Regions from separate parts of the Homo sapiens genome. Here region 1 is linked to region 2. Evidence: chromatin contacts called from ENCODE Hi-C or POLR2A ChIA-PET data. All regions are on one chromosome and are shown on one strand. Each heading gives the region's core, a stretch centred on a gene start or an enhancer-like site at or near the end of the contact. The rest is flanking DNA. Distances are from core to core; before and after follow the strand shown. Region 1 has its middle 20 kb from the start of DEGS1. Region 2 holds the start of FBXO28 (F-box protein 28).

What was found. Hi-C counts contacts between places; a loop is a spot of excess contacts on that map. ChIA-PET counts read pairs that join two places held with the same protein, here RNA polymerase II (POLR2A). Pooled maps may share reads with other maps.
Region 1: a loop to region 2 is called in a pooled map, with 4 times the contacts of the local background. The contact joins the enhancer-like site here to the promoter of FBXO28 in region 2. A Hi-C loop is called at or near these places in 2 of 168 maps with a recorded cell type or tissue (gastrocnemius medialis and sciatic nerve), 3 of 37 single-sample maps with no recorded cell type and 7 of 50 pooled maps. POLR2A ChIA-PET finds 5 or more read pairs at or near these places in 11 of 52 experiments (CD8-positive, alpha-beta memory T cell, H1, HEK293 and 8 more).

Annotation. Positions count from the first base shown.
Region 1 is chr1:224,199,263-224,206,289 of GRCh38, reverse strand. No RefSeq gene overlaps it. Among named protein-coding and RNA genes, the nearest start is that of DEGS1, 20 kb to the right of the region's middle. RefSeq lists a silencer at 1,280-1,329. Within about 2 kb of position 1,374, at least 27 of the 41 ENCODE cell types and tissues checked have a DNase peak (open chromatin) inside an H3K27ac peak, as active enhancers do.
Region 2 is chr1:224,111,651-224,118,172 of GRCh38, reverse strand. FBXO28 (F-box protein 28) reads right to left here and starts at 4,062. Exons shown (of 5, transcript NM_015176.4): 1 at 3,777-4,062. The coding sequence starts at 4,043. It overlaps LOC105373056 (a long non-coding RNA gene), which reads left to right and starts at 4,133. Exons shown (of 3, transcript XR_007066897.1): 1 at 4,133-4,238. RefSeq lists enhancers at 4,000-4,069, 4,210-4,269, 4,290-4,419.

The sequences.
Region 1 (7,027 bases), core at 125-2,624, 91 kb before region 2:
GAGGTTGCAGTGAGCCGAGATCGTACCATTGCACTCCAGCCTGGGTGACGGAGCGAGACTCTGTCTCAAAAAACACAAAACACAAAACAAAAAATCTTGTATTGTAAAATCCAGATACAGAAAAATACACAGAGCAAACGTGCAGCTTAATGAATTACTCCAAGGCAAACACCTCTGTAACCATTGGTGGGACATTGCGAGAGCTCTCAGGAGTCCTGGGGAATGAGCTCCAGTTGCCTACAGTGGTTACCTGCTCCTTAAGTGACACACGCTTTACTGGCCTGCTTTTTTGGATTTCCTTTTCTCACTCATTTCAGGATCACCTTCCAAATAAGCCATATACCCAAATTCTCATCTCAGGGTCAGTTTTTGGTGAAACTAGAAATCAGGCCGTTTCTAAGGAAGTCTTCTTTAAAGAGGTGGCATTTGAGCTGAGAGCTGATTATTGAGAGGGAGGTGGCTCTGTGAGCTCTGGTCTAGTGTCTACGCAGAGGACACCAAGCAGGCCCTGGGACACAGCAATCCTGAGTGTGTTTGGAGCAGAAAGCAGCCCATGGTGGCTGGACCACAGGGAGAGATGGCCTGGGAGAGTCAGGCAGGAGCCTAATCATATGGTTTACAGCCCTGCGTGTGTGTGTTGGGGTTGGGGGGGGGGGGCTGGGTGTGTGTATGTGAGCAACGTGTGAGTCATGTGGGATGGGAGGCCCCCTTGCACTTTCCTTCTCAGCCCCTTGCCACCTGACATCCACACTCACACATCCTCACAGGCAGTTCCGTTTTGAAAACCTGATTTCATGTGGCCAGTCCAGTCTTAGGACAAATATATATTCATAGAAGGCAATTTAAAAAGCCAAGTCGGCCGGGCGCGGTGGCTCACGCCTGTAATCCCAGCACTTTGGGAGGCCGAGGCGGGCGGATCACGAGGTCAGGAGATCGAGACCATCCCGGCTAACACGGTGAAACCCCGTCTCTACTAAAAATACAAAAAATTAGCCGGGCGTGGTGGCGGGCGCCTGTAGTCCCAGCTACTCGGGAGGCTGAGGCAGGAGAATGGCGTGAACCCGGGAGGCGGAGCTTGCAGTGAGCCGAGATCCCGCCACTGCACTCCAGCCTGGGTGACGGAGCGAGACTCCGTCTCAAAAAAAAAAAAAAAAAAAAAAAAGCCAAGTCATCTCAACCCGAGCTACACTAGATGCACGGCTGTGTCAGTTACCAGAGTCCAGCTCGGTGTTGGCTAATAGTGGAAGCACAACTTCCATTGCCAAAGCTCAGAGACAGAAACTCCGGAGATGGAGCAGGCAGATAAGTGTGTGGCTGGCGCAGAGCCAGGCCCTCGGAGATGACGAGCATGTCTCTCACCAGCCCCTTCTGCAGTGAGTGGCTGTCCCACGGGTCTCTCCAGCTGCCAGGGGAGAATGAATTAGGGTGTTGAGAATTACCCAAACCCAAGGCTGGGGAGGGTGTGACTCCATCTAGGCCAGTCCTTGTCTTTGCTAATCCAGCATGACCCAGGCCTGCTGTGGAATATTTTGGAATATATTGGAATATTTGGAATATATTGACAGTGCAAGTTAAGAGTTTTGTTGATTAAAAAAAAAATACTCAAGTCAAATTTATAGAAACAGAAAGTAAAGTGCTAGTTGCCAGGGGCTGGGGGAGGGAAAATAGGGAGCTGTTTAATGAGCATGGAATTTCGGTTTTTCTTTTTTCCTTCTTCTTCTTTTTATTTTTTTTTTCTTTTTCTTTCATTTTTTTATTTTTATTTTTTGAATCTCAGATTTTCAAGATGAAAAGTTCTGGAGATAGGTTGCATAACAATGTGAATGTATGTAATACTCCTGAACTGGACACGTGAAAATGGTAACAATGGGCTGGGTGCGTTGGCTAATGCCTGTAATCCCAGCACTTTGGGAGGCCGAGGCGGGTGGATCACCTGAGGTCAGGAGTTTGAGACCAGCCTGACCATATATGGTGAAACCCCATCTCTACTAAAAATACAAAAAAAAATTAGCCAGGTGCAGTGGTGGGCGCCTGTAATCCCATCTACTTGGGAGGCTGAGGCAGGAGAATTGCTTGAACCCGGGAGGCAGAGGTTGCAGTGAGCTGAGATTGCACCATTGCACTCCAGCCTGGGCAACAGAGTGAGACTCTGTCTCAAAAAGAGAAAAAAAAAATGGTAACAATGGTGTATTTTATGTTCTTTGTATTCTATGATAATTTTTTTTTTTATTTCTTAAAAAATAAACTCAGACAATAGTTTGGGCAGCAAGCACCGACTGCCATGGTTTGGAACAAGTGTGACCTGTGCTCTGACTGCTGGCACTGTCCCAAATGACTGACTCCTGTAGCTTGGTGTTCCCAGTGGCATCAGTAACCAGCATTACCACAACCCCTGCAGTGAGTGACAGTGCTTTTCCCATCTGATTTCCAAGGCATCTCAAGGTCCCGGGAGGGAGGTAAGAAAAGATAGACAAGATAGATAAAGGAAACCAGCCCAGGGAAGGTAATTTGCTTCAGTCACACTGGCAACACAACCTGTCTTTCTTTCCTGTCCCTGGCTCTGAGATGCCTAAGGGGCTGCACTCCCAAGTCGGGGTTCTTCCTGGGCCCCCGGCCACCGGGTTTGACACCGGTGGCTTATTAAACAGCTGCTCATCATCCCCTGGTCATGAGGAGGGGGAGTCAGTGACTTGAGGCACTCACAACATCCAGATTCCTTTTGGCAAACAGGACCCCAGGCCGAGGAGTTCTGCTTGCTTGTCCTGGGATGGCCATCTGATGATCTCAGCTGGGCTTTGCAGAGTGCTGTGGTTTGGAGAACTGTTTCTGAGCCAGCTCTGAAAACTATTTGGTTAAATGTGAGCTCCAGGCCACAGACTCCTGTTCCTGCTTTCAATTCTGCATTCTCCTGACCATTGGAGTGTGGAAGTAGCTTGGGGTGTTCATGGGCTGCCCCTCCCCCAACCCACACACTCACCCTCACTGAGAGCCACTGCTTGGCCTGCTGCCTGTGTTCCTGGGAGTGGGACGGTTCATATTATCATTAGAAAACCCCATCAGTTATACTAAGTAGAAAGCGGGCTCTGAATTTGAGGAAAATTATCATTGTAAAATCCTTTTTAAGAAATACAAACTTTGGGCCGGGCATAGTGGTTCACGCCTGTAATCCCAGCACTTTGGGAGGTTGAGGTGGGCAGATCACCTGAGATCAGGAGTTCGAGGCCAACGTCATGAAACCCCATCTCTACTAAAAATACAAAAACTAGACAGGCGTGGTGGCATGCACCTGTAGTCCCAGCTACTCGGGAGGCTAAGGTGGGAGAATCGCTTGAACCCGGGAGATGGAGGCTGCAATGAGCAGAGATCGCGCCACTGTACTCCAGCCTGGGCTATTGAGTGAGACTCCATCTCAAAAAAAAAAAAAAAAACACAAATATTGGCCAGGTGTAGTGGCTCACTCCTGTAATCCCAGCACTTGGGAGGCTGAGATGGGAGGATTGCTTGAGGCCAGGAATTTAAGAGTTCAAGGCCTTTCTCTTAGCCAGGCTCAGTGGCTCACACCTGTAATCCCAGCACTTTGGGAGGCCGAGGCAGGTAGATCACTTGAGGTCAGGAGTTCGAGACCAGCCTGGTCGACATGGTGAAACCTGTCTCTACTAAAAATACAAAAATTAGCCAGCCAGGTGTGGTGGCGGGTGCCTGTAATCCCAGCTACTCGGGAGGCTGAGGGAGGAGAATTGCTTGAACCTGGGAGGCAGAGGTTGCAGTGAGCCGAGATCGTGCCATTGCACTTCAGCCTGGGCAACAAGAGCTAAAGGAAACTCTGTCTCAACAACAACAACAACAAAGAGTTCACGAGCAGTCTGGGCAACATAGTGAGCCCGGACCCAGTCTCTTTTTTTTTTTTTTTTTTTTTGAGACACAGTCTCCCTGTGTCACCCAGGCTGGAGTGCAGGGGCGCAATCTCGGCTCCCTGCAACCTCCTCCTACCAGGTTCAAGCAATTATCCTGCCTCAGCCTCCCAAGTAGCTGGGATTACAGGTGCACGCTATCATACCCAGTTAATTTTTTGTATTTTTACTAGAGATGGGGTTTCACTGTGTTGGCCAGGCTGGTCTTGAACTCCTGGCCTCAAGTGATCAACTCACCTTGGCCTCCCAAAGTCCTGGGATTACAGGCATGAGCCACCACGCCCGGCCTGGTCTCTTTTTAATTAAAAAAAGAAAAAGAAAAATGCAATGTCATGGACTTTGTAGACATTGGGTTAGAATTTTGGCTGCATGACTTTAGACAAGTTACTTATTCCTTCCTATTAGTTTATTTTCTTGGCTGCAAAATGAGGATAATACCAATGTAAGGATGAAACAGTCCATAAAGAGATGAGCACAGGCCCCGGCACTTGGCAGGAGCCCCATCAATATTGTCAGCTCCCAGTTAGGATTCTCTAGGAATAACCAGACTCGTTGTATGCATTGTCCTTTGGTTCTCAAAAACAGTTTGGCCTCTTAGTATAGAATTCTGTGAGGTAGGTTAAAGTTCTTCTTACGTCCTTGCTTATGTTATTAATTTACTCAGCAAACTTTCCCAGATCCAAGGTAACCTTTAGAGCAGTCAGGTACAAATGGGTCTGGAGCAATGTTACTCTCTTCCCTGGCAGTGCAGTCATGAGCCTGAGCTGGCTGCAGAGAAGAGCTCACTGCATCTCCCTGGAATGTGGGGAGTTGACTGGGGAGTGGATGGGGCCCAGCCCTCCCCAGAGAAGAATATCTTTCTGATCACTGCCGTCTGTGGTGGGGCATTCAGACTCCAGGATTCCCAACTGGACGGCAGCAATCCCTCATTTCATACGTGACCAGACGGAGGTTCTTTGTGGATATGTAATTGATGGGTGGTGGTGGTGTGGCAAGGGCTGGGGCTTAGAGTGAGGCTGGTTCAAATCGGGTTCTGGTTCTGCCACTACTCAGAGATCAAGCTGGCCAACTTGATGCAAGTTACCTAACATCCTTGATTCTCAGTTTCCTCCTCCCTAAAATAAGGATAAGATTATCTACTTTACATTGTGTATGTTACAAGGAGATCATATTTTGATTAAAATAGGGAGTGTCATTTTCCTAATATTTGCTTACACTTGTCTCTGATCCTTTTTTTGGGGGGCGGTGGGGGGATGGAGTCTCACTCTGTCTCCCAGGCTGGAATGTAGTTGTGGCGCAGTCTCTGCTCACTGCAACCTCTGCCTCCCGGGTTCAAGCGATTCTTGCACTTCAGGCCTCCTGAGTAGCTGGGATGACAGGTGCGTGCCACCAAGACAGGTATGCGCCACCAAGACCCTGTCTCAAAAAAAGAAAAACAAAAAAAAAACTTTTTTTTTTTTTTTTTTTTTTTGTGAGACAGAATTTTTGCTCTTGTCACCCAGGCTGTAGTGCGATGGTGCGATCTTGGCTCACTGCGACCTCTGCCTCCCAGGTTCAAGTGATTCTCCTGCCTCGGCCTCCCAAGTAGCTGGGATTACAGGTGCCTGCCATCACACCTGGCTAATTTTTGTATTTTTAGTAGAGACAGGGTTTCACCGTGTTGACCAGGCTGGTCTCAAACTCTTGGGCTCAAGTGATCCACCTGCCTCGGCCTCCCAAAGTGCTGGGATTATAGGCATGAGCCACCACCCCCGGCCTTAAAAGAACCCACTTTCTACACTCTCTAGCCTATTTAACAGCCAGCATAGAGGAGAAAAGCAGATTTCTTTTTTTTTTTTTTTTTTTTTTTTGAGACGGAGTCTCGCTCTGTCGCCCAGGCTGGAGTGCAGTGGCATCATCTCGGCTTACTGCAAGCTCTGCCTCCCGGGTTCACGCCATTCTTCTGCCTCAGCCTCCCGAGTAGCTGGGACTACAGGCGCCCGCCACTACGCCCGGCTAATTTTTTTGTATTTTTAGTAGAGACGGGGTTTCACTGTGTTATCCAGGATGGTCTCGATCTCCTGACCTAGTGATCCGCCCGTCTCGGCCTCCCAAAGTGCTGGGATTACAGGCATGAGCCACCACGCCCGGCCGAAAAGCAGATTTCTTAACCTGTGTTTATGGTGGCTAAGGAGGGGAGACTACAGTTCAAAGTAAGAAGGGAATGGGACAACCCCTTGTGCCAAAATATATATATACATCTCAGCTACCTAATGGGAGGGGAATGTAAGGCTTAAACCACCAAGTAGAGAAATGAAGGGCTATTCTGGGTGTTACTGGCCCCTCTGTGAAGACTGTGAGAGCAGCCCTTGGTAATACACTAATAGGGGAGGGAGATTATACAGGCCCTCCTTGGGTTAGCAAATTGCTGACCTGCAAGGATTTAGAACACAACATTGAGGGCAGCTCAATTCCTCCAGGCCTTTTCCACAAAGCATCTATTGTATTTCTTTCTCAGGGATTACTAATACAGGGAAGTGTACCTAGTAACCGGGAGATCCACTCTTGACTCCATAAAAAAGTGACTTATGTTTCTTTGGGTTCCACCTTTCTTCCCAGACGGTGCTGTCTGTTCAAACACTCTCATGCAGCCAGGGTTACAGAGAACTCCCCAGGACACTGTCCTCACCCTTGCTTTTTTTTTTGTTTTTGAGACAGGGTCTTGCTCTATCACCCAGGCTGGAGGGCAGTGGCATGATCTCGGCTCACTGCAGCCTCTATCTCTTGGGCTCAAAGGATCCTCCCACCTCAGCCTCCCAAGTAGCTGGAATCACAGGTGCATGCCACCACACCTGGCTAATTTTTTTTTTTTTTGAGAAGGAGTTTCGCTCTTGTTGCCCAGGCTAGGGTGCAGTGGCACAACCTTTGCTCACTGCAACCTCCAACTCCCAGGTTCAAGTGATTCTCCTGCCTCAGCCTCCCAAGTAGCTGGGATTACAGGTGCCTGCCATCACACCTACCTGATTTTTGTATTCTGAGTAGAGACGGGGTTTCGCCATGTCGGCTAGGCTGGTCTCGAACTCCTGACCTCAGGTGATCCACCCGCCTCAGCCTCCCAAAGTTCTGAGATTACAGGC
Region 2 (6,522 bases), core at 2,813-5,312:
TTAAACTTAAGACCAGCCTGGGCAACATGGAGAAATCACATCTCCACAAAAAATACAGGAAATCAAGGCTTCAGTGAGCTGTGATCACGCCGCTGCATTCCAGCCTGGGCGACAGAGGGAGACCCTGTCTCAAAAATTAAAAATAAATAAATAAATAAATAAATAAATAAATTAATTAATTAATTAAAAAGCTCCCTATACTTGTTTTTCAGTAGGTAAGAATATAATGCTCATAAGCCAAAGTTACATAGGTTCAAAGCCTCAGCCTCCCAAGTAGCTGGGATTACAGGCGTGTGCCACCACGCCTGGCTAATTTTTTATATTTTTGGTAGAGATGGGGTTTCACCATGTTGGCCAGGCTGGTATCGAACTCCTGACCTCAAGTGATCCGCCCACCCTGGCCTCCCAAAGTGCTGGGATTACAGGCGTGAGCCACCGCACTGTAAGTGAGCCAGGATCTCACTTCTTAACCTTTGCCACTTGTTTCAGAGTCTCTCACCCACCTGCCAAGGGGGCCTGGGTGACATACTAATGCTGCATCAGCACAAATTTCTCTGTTTTACTGGAAAAACAACTCAAAGTACATGTTTTGTCATTTCAAAGGTTGTGTTCAGCCAAATAATTTTACATTGGAGGAGTTAAATATTTAAGGAGTAATTTCTGTGAAACCACCAGACTCAGGATACATCTTTTGATCAATAGTCAATGGCCAAAAAATAAAATAAAATAAAATAAAATAAATAAATTCAGGCCTAGGTGGGTGGATTGCCTGAGCTCAGGAGTTCGAGACCAGCCTGGGCAACATGGTGAAACCCCGTCTCTACTAAAATACGAAAAATTAGCCGGGCATGGTGGCGTGCGCCTGTAGTTCCAGCTACTCAGGAAGCTGAGACAGGAGAATCGCTTGAACCCCAGGAGGTGGAGGCTGCAGTGAGCCAAGATGGCACCACTGCACTCCAGCCTGGGTGACAGAGCGAGACTCCGTCTCAAAAAAAAAAAAAAAAAAATCCAATTTATTTTTATTTTTATTTTTGAGACGGCGATCTCGGCTCACGTTGTGCAACCCCTGCCTCCCAGGTTCAAGCAATTCTCCCACCTCAGTCTCCCAAGTAGCTGGGATTACAGGCACCCACCATTATGCCTGGCTAATTTTTGTATTTTTATAAAGATGGGGTTTCACCATGTTGGCCAGCTGGTCTTGAACTCCTGACCTCAGGTGATCTGCCCACCTCGGCGTCCCAAAGTGGTGGCATTACAGGTGTAAGCCACTGCGCCCAGCCAAAAATCCAATTTAATAAGGCATTCACACAGTCCCTTGGAAATCAGTTATTCATGGTAAGAGGAAGCAAAGACTATTATCAACTAAACAGTACAAATAACTGAAAAATGTTATTGTAGCAATTTCAACCTAGAGCAAATCTTTTAAAGAAAATGCAGAGTAGTAAGTACATGGATTGTGTACCTATTTATTGTCTACATTAGATGCTAAGCAAAGTTGTAACTGAGGTTCCAATAAGACAAGCAAACTGAGAAGGAAGAAAAAAAGTCCCTGAACAATACATAAACTAACTCCTACCTAACAACTGACATTTAGCTTTATGAAAACTAATTCTGTTCTTAATATTACCCCCTTCAAAGCATATCCAGCCTTAATTCCACTCAAAAATATGCTTACAATGAAGAGAACTACGTAACTTATATGTCAGATAGCAGCATACACTAAAGTCCCTTGATTTTTTGCAAACGATTCTTTAGGTATAAATGGCTACTTAAGAAGGCATGTACAGCTCACCTAGGTACTCTCTTGACTGCCAATTTCAGAAAAGATCATAATTAAATTAATGCTGACACCTAGTGGCAAAAAAGAACATCTTTCTTTTCTAACGTTACTTGAATTGTACCTTCCAAGCAAAGACACTTCCAACTCCCCACAAAGGATTATCCATTTAATCTATTCAAGAATTATCCATTAGCCTTAAGTAAAAAAAATAGTTCCCCATTACTCAAAAATCATATTTGCACATGTAAAACGGGGCAGAATCTTTTCCTGGGGGTGGGCAGTTGTACTGAAGGGACTCCTTATGAAAAATCTGAGTTTGAAATTATAAATTTATAACCTTAAAAGGCCAGAAAACTGCTTAAAAATTAAGAATGCAGCTGAATATCTCACCTGACAGAGATGTCATTTATTCATAAGTTGTGGGATGTGTTTTAACTCTAGTTAGGACAGGCTGGTTCCCCCCTCCCCACTACATTTTTTTAAAATAGTAAAATGATCAACAAACAAATAAAACTCAGTTTTTCTCAACACTTACAAAACAGAACTGTGAATATTCCAAGATTTACAAAGCCATTGTCTGGTTGAATGGTTCAATTCAATCAAATGTTATATGCCCAATTTTCCAAACACTGTATATGTACAGCGCGAATTTTGATTAAACGCCACTGTTTGTAAAAATCTGAAGGAATATTTAAGATTCTACATGAAATTCTAGAATGAAAACGTTTTGGAAATTCAGAGGCAATCAATTGTGAAATATCTATTTTCAGCTGAAGAAATTTTCCATCCTGCAGACTGGCATGGTTGAACTGCTGTGTTGACTAGAAAAAAAATTGGCCATCAGTTTGAATTAATATTTATAAGTTCTCTTTTAAAAATGTTATGATTTCCTTTAAAAATGTAATTATAATCCACTTGAAAGTGGAGGTGTATGCCTACAATATAGCATATTGAGTAATAAGAAGATGTTATACACAGCACATTCAGAAATATCTTTGTCCTCTTAAAAACAATTCCCAGCACAGATTTAGCTTCTCCATGGAATCGGTTTGCAATCACTTCAAAATGTCCACCTCCTTCAATTTCTTTACCACTTAAAGATAATTTCATTGAAAGGCAGCAAAATATCTAACTGAACTAACAATCACCACATCTTCAAACCTCTGGAGTGAAGTAAAACCCCAATGGCAAATTCATTATTTTTAAAAATCATGGACTGACCTATTGTGATTTTAAGGTATAAAGAAACCTCTCCTAAAGCAGGTGGGTGGGCGTAAATCACTAGTTAAAAATAAATTGCAAAAGAGAAAAAACCCGTCAAGGGGTAAGTTGCTTCTCTACGGTGGGAAGCGTTAGGATGAGGCAAAGCAGGAATGGTCATTTCCCAAGGCTCTACTTTAGTGGTCAATTAGGGCGCTGGGGCTAACGCTAAGTAAACACGTTCGAATTCTTCGGAACCTCTACCTGGGTTTGGGGTCACTGAGCCACCTTAGTCTACTCAATCTTCTCGAACAAGAAAACTTGGGTGGTTGGGGTGGGGAACAATTCGTTATTCTTGCAAGATAAACCAAACCTGGCTGGGATCATCTGCCTACTTCTGAGTTTTCTCCCCAAACCCAGGCCGGGGGCTGGAAGCGGCATACAAAAGGCAGGCGACATGACCTCTCCGGGTCTACTCTCGGGCCAGGCGGAAGGTGGGAAGACCAACTCCGCTACCCCTCCCGTAGAGGGCCCGCTTCCGGGCGGGGGGCAAGGAGCCCCCAAGGCGAAGTCCCCTCAGGAAGTAACCCCAGCTCCGCAGCTAGGACGCAATCGGGAACCAGCCCACTCCTGCTGACTGACGCCAAGGGAGAGTTCGGGACGGGAGCGGCTCCCTCCCAGATCTGTAGCCGGCTGGGGCTCGCGGGGGGCTCCCTTCCCGGGGAACGCGCTCCCTTCTCATCTCCCAGACCTCGGCCGGGGGGAGAGGGAGGCAGGAGTTCTGCGGGGGCCTCACCAGGCGGAGCTGGCTAATTTCGTCGTAGGACATAAAGCTGAGGATGTTCTCGATGGCTACGATGGGCAGCGCCACAAGCGTGTTGTTTTGAGGCAGCTGGTCCGGAGCCAGCGCGGGGGCTGGGAGCGCCTGGGACCCCGGCTGCGGGTGCTGTGGCGCGGGCGGTGGAGGCTGTCGCTGGGTAGAGCCGGAGGCCAAAGAGGAACCGCCGTCGCCTTGGCCGCCGCCTCCTTCCTCTGCCATCCGCTCCTCCGCCGCTGCCGCCATCTTGGGGGCTTGATTCCTTACCCCCACAGCAAGGGGAACAGGGACACTTCCGGTGCGTCACTTCCTCCTCCTGCAGCCGCCGGGGAAGGGGTACCTGGAGGAGTGGGGAGGAGCCTGTGGGATAACAGGCGGAGAGAGACTCACAGGGTGCCTTTCAAGTGGAAGTCAGGGAAGATCATGTAAACCTCAAGAAAGGTGGTCATCCTAGACCCTTTTGTCTAAGATTAGTAACTACTTGAGAGCAAGGAAACCCTATTTATTAAAATGAACTTCACTGTGCAGTTTTCTTAAAGGGCTTCCTGACAATGGATGATAAAGATGTTGCCTAGTAAGTGTAGATGGAAATAATGTAGTTAGACTAGCACCATTTTTTAGGAATCATAGAAATGATTGATTTAGGCAAATAAAAAGGTATGAAATATCAATAAGAACTACAACATGAATGAACCGTGAGAACATATTAAGTGAAATAAGTTAGACACAAAGGACCACATATTGTATGATTGCATTTATATAGGATGTCTTAAATAGGCAAATCCATAGAGATAAAAAGTAGATTAGTGGTCGCCAGAGGCTGGGGGAAATGGGGAAATGAGTGCTAATGGGTGAAGGGTTTCATTTTCGGGGTGATAAAAATGCTCTGGAATTAGCGGTGATGGTTACACAACCGTATGAATATACAAAAACCACTGAATTACTATATACTTTAATGAATTTTATCATATATGAATTGTATTCTAATAACTGATTTAGGCAAGAATCATCAAAAGGTACTAAAACTAGGAGGTAAACGTGATGAGGAACATGATATTTCCATAGTCTCAAAATAACTCCCCATAAATTATGTATTATTTACAAAGATGAAAAGAAATAGTTTACAAGGCTGGGCGTGTTGACTCACGCCTGTAATCCAGCACTTTGGAAGGCTGAAGCGGGAGAATCACTTTAGCCCAGAAGTTGGAGACCAGCCTGGGCAACGTGGAGAAACCCCATCTCTACAAAAAATACAAAAAATTAGCCAAATGTGGTGGCTAGGTCCTATGGTCCTAGCTACTCGTGAGGCTGAGATGGGAGGATTGCTTGAGCCACACGAGTTCGAGGCTGCAGCGAACCGTCAGCCTGCCACTGCACTCCAGCCTGGGCAACAGAGCGAGAAAAAAAAAAAAAGTTTACAATAGAGAAATTTGGTGGACACCATCATAACCAAATGATCAAGACTAACGCCACAGTTATAGGAGGAGCCAATATCATATGCCTATTAATATAATACCCTGAAAAGGACGCAGCATAATGTAGTATTCATGCAAAAAAAGCACGAGTTGCGTTTGAGGTAGACATCGCTAGATGACGGGCCCATAAATTATTCAAAAGTGTTAACGTTACAAAAGACAAAGACTAAGGGTTTGTGGCAGATTAAAGGATACTAAAGAGACAGGGCAACTAAATCTATGGGTGATCCTGGATGGGATCCTGGATTAAGGAAGAAATAACTATGAAGAACGTTATTGTGACAACTGGCAAAATTTAAAAATGGACAGTATATTAGATTATACTGTAATCATATTAAATTTTTCGATTTGGGTAATTGTATTATGGTCATATAAGACAATGTCTTTGTCTTTAGGAAATACACATTGAAGGATAAGCATGCTTCTATTATTTTCCTTTATTTATTTATTTATTTTTTTGAGATGGAGTCTTGCTCTGTCACCCAGGCTAGAGTGCAGTGGTGCGATGTCAGCTGGTTCGAGCAATTCTCCTGCCTCAGCCTCCTGAGTAGCTGGGATTACAGGCGCCCACCATCACGTCTGGCTAATTTTTGTATTTTTAGTAGAGACGGGATTTCACCATCTTGGCCAGGCTGCTCTCGAACTCCTGACCTTGTGATCCACCCACCTCAGCCTCCCAAAGTGCTGGGATTACAGGCAGCAATGGCGCCCGGCCGCATGCTTTGTATTTTACACTTTGCTTTCTTGTGCTTCTCAGATATTGCGTTTTTAAAAATGAATTGAAGGTTTGTGGCAACCCTTGAGCAAGTCTCTTGGTGCCATTTTTCCAACAGCATGTGTTCACCTTGTTTCTTTCTGTCACATTTTGATAATTCCTCTGATATTTAAAACTTTTTATTATTGTTATATCTGTTATGGTGAGCTGTGATCAGTAATTTTTTTTGTTTATTGAGGCAGCATCTTGCTCTGTTGCCCAGACTGGAGTGCAATGACAGGATGATGGCTCACTGTAGCCTCCACCGCCTGGGTTCAAGCAATCCCCCAACCTTGGCCTCCTGAGTAGCTGGGACTACAGGTGTGTGCCACCACACCTGGATAATTTTTGATTTTTTTTTGTAGAAACAGGGTTTTGCCACGTTGCCCAGGCTGGCCTTGAACTCTTGTGCTCAAGCAGTCTGCCTGCTTTGGCCTCCCAAAGTGTTGAGATTACGAGAGTGAGCCACCATGCCTGGCAGATCAGTAATCTTTAT